Linked DNA regions of Homo sapiens: region 2 is linked to region 1. Evidence: chromatin contacts called from ENCODE POLR2A ChIA-PET data. All regions are on one chromosome and are shown on one strand. Each heading gives the region's core, a stretch centred on a gene start or an enhancer-like site at or near the end of the contact. The rest is flanking DNA. Distances are from core to core; before and after follow the strand shown. Region 1 overlaps GNAQ (G protein subunit alpha q). Region 2 holds the start of KLF4 (KLF transcription factor 4).

Region 1 (5,070 bases), core at 734-3,233:
CACAAGACAATGATGAAAAGGAAAAATAGAGAATGTATGTTAAATACAATGTTCTAGATTACAATGTTAGAGAAGAAAGTTTATTAAACTGCCACATATCCTTTCATTAAGACTTCACAAACTGATTTATTAACTCATTATTAAGTTTGTTCTTCTATCATTAGATTTTTATTTTTAATCTCCATTATGGTCACCAAGATAATCAATGACTATAGTTATACTGTCTTTCCCAAAAAACATTTGCTGGAACTACAATTCTCCTCTTGGTTTTGCTGGCCTATAGGCTTTATTTGCTCATTCTAACATAGAATGGGGATTCCTTCTTGGGTAAAGGAAATACCCCTCCTTTATTGTTTAAAATATATTTTTTTTTCTTTTCAGAGAACTCAATCTCTTTCTTGGCCCTACCACTACCATTTTCCATGTAAATATTCTTCTATTTGGTTCTTTGCTTAACATTTTCCTTTTTCATGTTTGTCTGTAATGTCATAATTATCAGTATCAATGACATTGTAGGTCAGATGCTTGATGCAGCATGGCAAAACCTACATCAAACACTTCCAGAGTATGTTGATTGATATAATTACATAATTCCATTACAAAGAACACTGCCTTCAGGTCTATAAAATCTTGGGGTACAATTTAAAATTTTGCACTCTCTGAAGTTCTACTATTATCTTCATAATTATGATGTTGTACTATCCTAGTATGGGTGTGTGTGTGTGTGTGTGTGTGTGTGTGTGTGTATGTATGTATGCATTATTAATACCACCAAAAAAACTAGTTTATCTTCAGAGAGTTTATACAAAGTCACAGTTGATTTAAAAAAATTGAAAAGAGAGATTAAAGATATGCATATTCATTAAAATTCAAAACAATTAGGGTATGGTCTGTATGACTACTTTCAAAGAATATCTGAGGAACATTAATTAATGGAAAATTAAGTTAATGGAAAACTAAGTTAATTGGAATGTTAATAGGTATTTGACAAATGGATTCTGAAGTCCAAGTAAGAGAATGGGGAGAATAATGGTTATAAATAGTCAAACAGAGGTCTGTGCTGCAGAACACAGAAGTTATAAAAAGGCAATGGCCCTTACCTAGAAAGGTGCTATAAATCCATGAGCCTAGCATTGGGGATATTATTGAATTTTCCAAACTTGTTTGACCATGGAAGCTTTTTTTGCCTCCAGATCTGTTGACGAGACTGTTGGTGAATTAAATCATGTTTTGAAAACACTGACTAGAGACTGAGACCCCTAACAACCAACTGTAGGTTGATTTTATACCAACAAAACAACTCATTGACTGATTTCTCCCCACCCTGGCATAATAGGTAAATGCCTGCTTTATAGATTCATATCATCTTCATTTCTGAGATCACATAATGTTATGTGGTTCATTTCCTGATATTATACCTCAGAAAAAGCCTAATCATTTTAGTCCTTTGTAATGTCTGTGCTCCTACAATCTCATTAACCAGAGGAGTATGTTGCTGCTGGTTTGGAATTTTATTTTATTTGACAACAGGAAAAACAGATAAAGAAGATTTCCCTGTTCAGTTGGTAGAATTCAGACAGGCGAAAAAATAAAAAGAACAAGCTTTTTGATTAAAAAAAAAAAAAAAAGGCCCAAATGCTCCCAAGAATTTCAGAGTCTTACATAGGGAATATCATCTTTCTGGAACATCCCATGTGAAATCTGACCACTGAAGCTTCAGACATTCAAGAAATTGTGTTAGGAAAAACTGAAAGTAAAAGGCTCACTTTCCTAGAATCTTGGGGAAGGAATAGAGCTTTTAGAATACCTTGCTTAAATGCCCCTTTAACAGAGCCAGAAACTGTTCCATTAATAAAAATAAAGAAACAAAAACAATACCTCTTTATCCTATGAAAAACGGTAATGAAGCATTTAGAAGTTGTTTTTTTTTTTTTCTTTGAGAAGGAGTCTTGGTCTGTCACCCAGGCTGGCAGGCTGGAGTGCAGTGGCAAATCTCGGCTCACTGCAAGCTCCGCCTCCCGGGTTCATGCCATTCTCCTGCCTCAGCCTCCTGAGTAGCTGGGACTACAGGCGTCTGCCACAACGCCCGGCTAATTTTTTGTATTTTTAGTAGAGATGGGGTTTCACCGTGTTAGCCAGGATGGTCTCAATCTCCTGACCTCATGATCTGCCCATCTCAGCCTCCCAAAGTGCTGGGATTACAGGCGTGAGCCACCACGCCTGGCCTAGAATTTAAGTAGGAAGAAGGGAAGGAAAATAACTCACATCCTACAAGGCCTGGTTTTTTTGTAGTAAGTTATATAATTTGTCACTTTAAATAAAGACCCAAATTTTGAAAATATTATAGATAAGAAGTGTAAAAAGTTACCTGGACCACTGCTGAGAAACTGTTAACTTTCCACTGAGAGTATAATAATATAGTTATAGTCTACTAACACTTTTGAGTATTAAAAAGGCTACCAAAACAGTTAATGTTTGTATTAACCTGTTCTCACACTGCTATAAAGAACTACCTGAGACTGGATAATTTATGAAGAAAAGAGGTTAACTGACTCACGGTTCTGCAGGCTGTATAGGAAGCATGAATGGGAGGCCTCAGGAAACTTACAATCATGGTGGAAGGTGAAGGGGAAGCAAGCACGTCTTACCGTGGTAGAGCAGGAGAGACAGAGAAGCGGGAGGTGCCACACACTTTTAAACGATCAGATCTCATGAGAACTCACTCACTATCATGAGAACAGCAAAGGGGAAATCTGTCCCCACGATTCAATCACCTCCCATGAGGCCCTTCCCCCAACAAGTGGGGATTACAATTTAAGATGAGGTTTGGGTGGGGACACAGAGCCAAACCATATCAATGTTGTATGTCTTTAAAGTATTTATTGACCAGCAAATCTATTTTATTACATTGATATTATTCAAGGAAGTGTGCACATTAAAAAATTTTTCAAAATATAAAATCTTCCTAAAATATAAACTTTTGATAAATCAATGTAGATTTTAAAGTAAAAAATGAGCAGAAATACTTTTCTTGGTACCTTCATGTACTTTAGTCATGTTCTTAGCCATATCTCTTTCTAACATCATGTCCCTAACATCCTTCAGAGAACTATATTTTTTCAATATTGACATATTATGTATTTAACTATTTCATAGAATTGTTTGTAACATTCTTAAAAATTGCCTTAACTATTTTAGGTCAATAAATTTGAAACTGTTAACATTTTCAACCATGCTCTTCTTGGTAGACCTTAATAGTTTTAATTCAGAAACGGCCTCTCTTGTTGGTTCAGATACTTGGTAAGCTTAGAACAAGGTCTGCTGAATGGTAAGTAATCTCACTCTATTATGTTTTTCAAATGGAAAGACATAAATATCTCAGTTCAAATATTTTCATAGAACTATCTTTCGGTATTAGTTCAGAATAGTATTATTTCACAAATATGTTTAGGAGATGAAACTCATAAATAGATTATTGCAGCTTGTTTGGATACAACTGTGATTTATGTGTGAGCCATAACTATTCTAAGAATATTTCTGGTCCACTAGTTTATTAATTTAATACATACAGTATTTTACCATGACACTATGCTCCATGAAAAATTATACTCGTATCATTACCACAAAATACATTACTTTGAACAATGACTTTTAAAATTTTTTAAAGAAGCAAAAGCATTTACTGTAGCAATCAAAACCATGTTGGATATTTCACTTTATCAGCATGAACTTCTAAAAGCTTCATCTCGATTCCATGAATTAATGAAGAAAAAACAAACCATCAATTACCTGCAAAGTTTTTCTTCTGCTAAGAGAATTAACAGATTAATTGCTATTGCTTCATTTTTTTGTACATGCATAAGAAAACCTGGAATAAAAATGAGCTAAATTAACTCGGAAAGAAAGTCATTTGATCTAAACAAAAAGTCATGCTTCACAGAGTGATATAAAAATGCATTCTCTGCTGCTGCACATGCTAAAATGTCATCTTTGGGCACAGTCTTCTGAAAATAACAGCGAACTCTTGAAGCAGAAGATTTGTGTCTTTCGTATTTTGTGTGGTTGATTATATTCATGGCTACAATGGTGAATGTTAAGTACTGATAAATAATTTTATATGAATTACACATTATCAACTTTCTTTAGAAACAAAAATACAGTACTTAATTTTTTGTTAAACATGCATTTTCAAGTTTCTAAAAAAACTTATTATGGCCAAAAAGATCTGCTGCAAAATAAAAGCATTATCAAACAATACAACAGATTTATACCAAACAATAAATGATAAAGCAAAATCTTTCATACCTCCACAGTAAGACTGCTTCAGCCTTCATTTTCCACACACATTTCACATACACCTAGCAACTGCCCACTGACCCTACTCACAGAAGTGTGGTGTCTTCGTGGACCTGGCAGCCTACACGCCAGACCATAGCATGACTAGCTGATTCAAGCAGACGGTAAAGGCAGCAGCACCACATGCTTCTCCACCATCTTTCAGACTGGAAGAGTTTGGCTGCCCCTAGTCACTTTTGTCCCAGCTTACTCCATATTAGCAGGAATGCCCACACGCTGTCTTTGAAAGAGAGATGCAGTTAACAATGCATCTGGGAAGGGATATCAGACTCAACCAAGTGTAAAGTGAGAAGTCTGTTTAACTGCAAAGGCAGAATCTAGAAATACAAAGTGAATGTCTGTTAAAAACATCCTGGATTATTTTAATGCAGCTATTAATAAGAATGCTTCATTAAAAAAATAAAAAAACTGGAATAAATGCTAAACAGGCGGGAGGCTGGGACAACAGGTGCAAACACAAGTATCTCAGGCAAACTAGGACTTATGATCAACCTATGCATGGGGAAGACTTGGGTTAGATATAAGAGGCCTAAATGTGAGATAACAGTCTGCACATCTACCTGATACAGCAAAATTTTATAAAGGGGTCAATATCTAAAATTAAGAGCTTTAGCATTAAAAACAACAAAAACAAAAAACACACCCCAAAAACAGATGTCCTAATTCTCTTGACAAATTAGAAGTCCCAGCAACACTGCATCCATATTCCAAGAG
Region 2 (5,070 bases), core at 903-3,402, about 30 Mb after region 1:
GTGGCTGCCGTCAGGGCTGCCTTTGCTGACGCTGATGACCGACGGGCTGCCGTACTCGCTGCCAGGGGCGCTCAGCGACGCCTTCAGCACGAACTTGCCCATCAGCCCGCCACCTGGCGGCTGCGGCTGCTGCGGCGGAATGTACACCGGGTCCAATTCTGGCCGCAGGAGCTCGGCCACGAAGCCGCCCGAGGGGCTCACGTCGTTGATGTCCGCCAGGTTGAAGGGAGCCGTCGGAGGGGGAGCGGACTCCCTGCCATAGAGGAGGCCTCCGCCCGTGCCGCCCGGCGCCACGCCCGGGTCGTTCCCGGCCCGGATCGGATAGGTGAAGCTGCAGGTGGAGGGCGCGCTGGCAGGGCCGCTGCTCGACGGCGACGACGAAGAGGAGGCTGACGCTGACGAGGACACGGTGGCGGCCACTGACTCCGGAGGATGGGTCAGCGAATTGGAGAGAATAAAGTCCAGGTCCAGGAGATCGTTGAACTCCTCGGTCTCTCTCCGAGGTAGGGGCGCCAGGTTGCTACCGCCGCAAGCCGCACCGGCTCCGCCGCTCTCCAGGTCTGTGGCCACGGTCGCCGCCGCCAGGTCATAGGGGCGGCCGGGAAGCACTGGGGGAAGTCGCTTCATGTGGGAGAGCTCCTCCCGCCAGCGCTGCGGGGACAGGGCGGGAGAGACCTGTCAGTGGTGGTCCCCTGTTGCCACCCGACATACTGACGTGCTGGCGGGCCACGCGCGACTGCACCGCCCAGACATGGGGACTGGTCAGGCAGGAAGCACCCGGGAACCCAGGGCGCCAGCGCTGCAATCTCGGCCCACTCCCGGGTCGAAGAAGAGGTGATGCGTCTGTATTGCGGGTGTTATGTCCTGTCTGCCCAATTGCGTGTGAGCGAGCGCCGCGGCTGGTCCCTCCCCCTCCAGGTCCCGTGGACGTCCCCGGAATTGGCACACCGAGGCTCTCTCGGTGCGCTCTCGCCACGGGGCCGCCTACGCGCTAAACTCACTCTGGCCCAGCCAGTGTCTGGGGACGCGGCCACCTCCCGCCCGGTGGCCCGAGAGCGCCCGCCCTACCGACAGCGCGCCCGGGGACTGGTGAAGACCCGGCTTGCGCCCCAGGCGGCTCCGCAGTGCTCGCACCACGGGCATACACAGCTGAGCCAAGGACACGGAAGCTATCCCGGGAAGGTTGCGGAGTCCGCGCGGTGGCCGCTCCTTACCCTCGTTCAGTGGCTCTTGGTGACCCCAAGGCTCCGCCCGCCCCCACCACACCCACGAAAACCCACCGGGCGTTCCCGGCGGCCCGGAGCGATACTCACGTTATTCGGGGCACCTGCTTGACGCAGTGTCTTCTCCCTTCCCGCCGGGCCAGACGCGAACGTGGAGAAAGATGGGAGCAGCGCGTCGCTGACAGCCATGTCAGACTCGCCAGGTGGCTGCCTGCGAGCAAGGCAGGGAGCGGAGACAGGAGAGTCAGGGGCGGCTTTCGGCCGTCGTTCCGGCGCGTCCCACCGGTCCTCACCCCTCCCTGCTCCCAGCGCCGCGCGCCTCACCTACCTCATTAATGTGGGGGCCCAGAAGGTCCTCGGCAGCCCGAAGCAGCTGGGGCACCTGAACCCCAAAGTCAACGAAGAGAAGAAACGAAGCCAAAACCCAAAACCCCAAATTGGCCGAGATCCTTCTTCTTTGGATTAAATATAACTTGGAAGCGTCTTTTTTAAAAAGTTCCTTTGTATACAAAAGTTCTTAGAAAAGTTGTAAACGCAAAAATAGACAATCAGCAAGGCGAGTAAGTAGGTCCGGTGGCCGGGCTGCGCTCTCTTCCACTCAGCAGCGTCCCCCACCACTGTCGCGGTCGCCTCGAGTGCTGCCGTGGGCGCAGGGGCTGTGGCCGGGGCGGTGGGCGGGCGGTGCCGCCAGGTGAGACTGGCTGCCGTGGCGCGGAGCTGCGAACTGGTCGGCGGCGCAAGGCGCGGACTCCGGTGAGTTGTGTGGAGCGCGCGCGGCCATGGGCGCGGGCCACGGGCGGGTGGGAGGGTGGGGGGCCAGAGGGGCGGGGGAGGGTCACTCGGCGGCTCCCGGTGCCGCCGCCGCCCGCCACCGCCTCTGCTCCCCGCGCGCCCGCAGACACGTTCGTTCTCTCTGGTCGGGAAACTGCCGGCCGCCGGCGCGCGTTCCTTACTTATAACTTCCTTCGCTACAGCCTTTTCCTCCGCCTTCTCCCATGCCCCGCCCCTCCCTTTCTTCTCTCCGCCCCCCCCGAGGCTCCCTTCCATCGTTGCTATGGCAGCTAAATCAACAAACTCGGCGCACGTGGGGGCGGGGGAGGGGAAGGAGGGGCGCGGGCGGGGCTGGGCCGGGCCGTGACGCCAGCCAGGCAGCTGGCGGGCTGGAGCCGAGCTGACGCCGGCGGCAGTGGTGTCGGCGGCGGCGGCGGCGTCCGCCCCAGCGCGGGGCGCGAGGAACCGGGCGCAGGTTCGGTCGCTGCGCGACCAGGGCCGTACTCACCGCCATTGTCGGCTCCCTGGGTTCGAAGCCCGCGAAGACTGGTGGGGTCAGCGGGCGGCACGGTCACGCGTCCGCACCCCTGCTAGCATACGCGCTTGCCGCGCTGTCTGCGCGCTGGAGAAGAGCGCGATTATCCGCGTGACTCATCCAGCCCTCCATCTCCCCCTCCCTCTCTGCGCTCGCAGGAGTCCGCTCTCGTCGCTCAGCGCCAGTGCCGGTGGCGGTGCCGGCGCTCGGCCTGACCTCGCACGGTTCCTCGCGGGCCCTTCTGCTGAGGGGTGGGGGGCGCTAGGGGTGTGGAGAGGAGGCAGTGCCCAGCACTGTGCAGCGTGAACTGGGAGCCTCAAGAGAAGGCCAGAGGAGTGTTCCGCCGGGAACAGGCGGAAAGAGGCACGAATGGGGAGTTATGGTTTTGATACTTTAAATAGCGAGAAAGGGAGTGAAAGGGCTCAAGATTTACTCAGAGGCATAAGGGAGAGAAGAGGGACTGTGAGGCGCGGAGACAGTTTTCAACCAGCCATCTCGAAGCCCTTTCCTTTTTTTTTCTTTCTTTTTTTTTTTTTTGTGAGACAGAGTCTCGCTGTGTCGCCCAAGCTGGAATGCAGTGGCACGATCTCAGCTCAGTGCAACCTCCGCCTCCTGCGTCCAAGCGATTCTCCTGCGTCAGCCTCCCGAGTAGCGGGGATTACAGGCGTGCGCCACGACGCCGGCTAATTTTTGTATTTTTCGTGGAGACGGGGTTTCACCATGTTGGCCAGGCAGGTCTCGAACACCTGACCTCAAGTGATCAGCCTGCCTCGGCCTCCCGAAGTGCTGGGATTACAGGCGTGAGCCACTGCCTGTAATATTTGATGACTAAATTGCACTGTAGAATAATAATAATAATAGAAGACACCCATTAAAGAAGAATTAAACACTCACTGATGACTTTTCAAGCCACGCACTCTCCTTTCCACTTTATGGATGAGAAATTGAGTCATAAAGAGGTGAAATGGCCAGTAAAGGTCAAAGGACAACTCGTTCCTTCGGCTCAGGCTCCGGGTAGGTCAGGCCCCCCTAAAGGGACTTCCCTGGGAAGTGACCATGTGCCAGGAAGTGGAGCGATGCGGTGGGATCCTAGCTCTCAAAAAGTGCACACCGAGCCCGCCGCAGGCGTCCTTGCCCACCGGGAAGGGAATAGGAAACGGCGATCTTTACTTCAATCTTATAACGCTGCCTCCCCCACCCCCACTCTCCCCTTGGTTTGTGATCAGTAATTTTCCAGCTGGGAAATGTTTTGCTCTCATCTTCTTAGCAAACAGTATTTTTTTTTAAAACGTGAATGTGGTGTTCGGTATCACTTTCTAAACGTAGGTTTGGCGAGGTGTTTACTTTGGATTCCGGCGTTCGGCGCGGGACTCCGCCCCCCTCTCCACGGAGCCCCCTCACCGGCGAACGCTGGCGCTTAGGCTGGTGTCAACCTAGGAAAGAGAAGAGAGGGGACACTGGGGAAAGTGGTGGAAGCTCGGGCACCGGGCAGAGAGTGCGCTCACCCCTTTTTGAGTTCTAGTTGCCAATGTCCTTTGTCGTTGTCACCTGTTTGAACCCTGCGATTCTGGTACCTATTAGGTTTCCTCAGAATATTTGTGATACCTGATTTTTCCACTCCTCGCCGACCACAGAAGCATTCTTGGAATGCATCTCGCCCCGAATGAATTGACTCGGCCCTCCCTGCCAACGCCAGGAATCCCTCTAAGATCCAGAGTCGGACGCCCTTGAGTGTGACTTCCATCCTCTAGCTTGGCTCTGGCCAAGGGCTGCCAGGGTTGCAGCTGGGGGATGAGAGTGTTTTGGCAGGGAAACCGAGGTCCTCCTTCCTATGACCTCGAGGAGTTCAACCCCACCCCCCTATATAGGATCAGGCCAGTTACTTTAACTCTGATTTTTACTTTAAGCCCTTTTCAAACGGAGGAACCAAAAAAGGAAGACACCTGCCACTTCCTCCCCTACTCCTTTAATTGTGATGGCAACATCTTGGGATGCTGTGATTTGAGGGCTGCATGGGAAACTCACCACTTTTTCAGGAAAGCCAAAGTCCCTCACCCTGGATGAACAGTGGATGAGCCCTTGATTGGCAGCCATCTCCCTTGGGATGTAAACGTGGGTCAGGACTTGGAATTTCCAACTTAGGTAGGCAGCACACTAGATTATTTCTGCTTTACTTTTATTTCTCTAAGGCAGTAGCCCTTCCCCCTCAAAAAAAAAACTATCTGTAACCACCACAATGAAAAAACAATATTGCACAGAAGAATTGGAAAGCCACCATTATTATGTCACATAATCAAGACAAGATTCTGAAACTCGATTGAAAAAGATGAACTTGTTTCCAACCGGCCTTCTGAAGGATAAAAGCCAGTCTCTCTTCGTGGCAGGCAACTAGCTGGTTATTCCTCTGATTGCGTCACAAAGGGAAATCTGTATATTCACCCCAGATTTCTAAAAGAAGCAAGAAACTTCAAGTTCACAAATCATCTCTCAAGGCAGGTGCCCTGTATGACAACAAGGTTATGGCCCTCCCTGTCTTCAGAA

Evidence for each region. ChIA-PET counts read pairs that join two places held with the same protein, here RNA polymerase II (POLR2A).
Region 2: POLR2A ChIA-PET joins it to region 1 with 12 read pairs in A549. The contact joins the promoter of KLF4 here to the enhancer-like site in region 1. POLR2A ChIA-PET finds 5 or more read pairs at or near these places in 2 of 52 experiments (A549 and IMR-90).

Annotation. Positions count from the first base shown.
Region 1 is chr9:77,821,013-77,826,082 of GRCh38, forward strand. The region is part of intron 2 of GNAQ (G protein subunit alpha q); the gene reads right to left. Among named protein-coding and RNA genes, the nearest start is that of GNA14, 180 kb to the left of the region's middle. Within about 2 kb of position 1,984, at least 4 of the 41 ENCODE cell types and tissues checked have a DNase peak (open chromatin) inside an H3K27ac peak, as active enhancers do.
Region 2 is chr9:107,487,617-107,492,686 of GRCh38, forward strand. It overlaps KLF4 (KLF transcription factor 4), which reads right to left and starts at 2,153. Exons shown (of 5, transcript NM_004235.6): 1 at 1,552-2,153; 2 at 1,314-1,434; 3 at 1-651. The coding sequence starts at 1,556. RefSeq lists silencers at 965-1,014, 1,666-1,865, 2,225-2,434.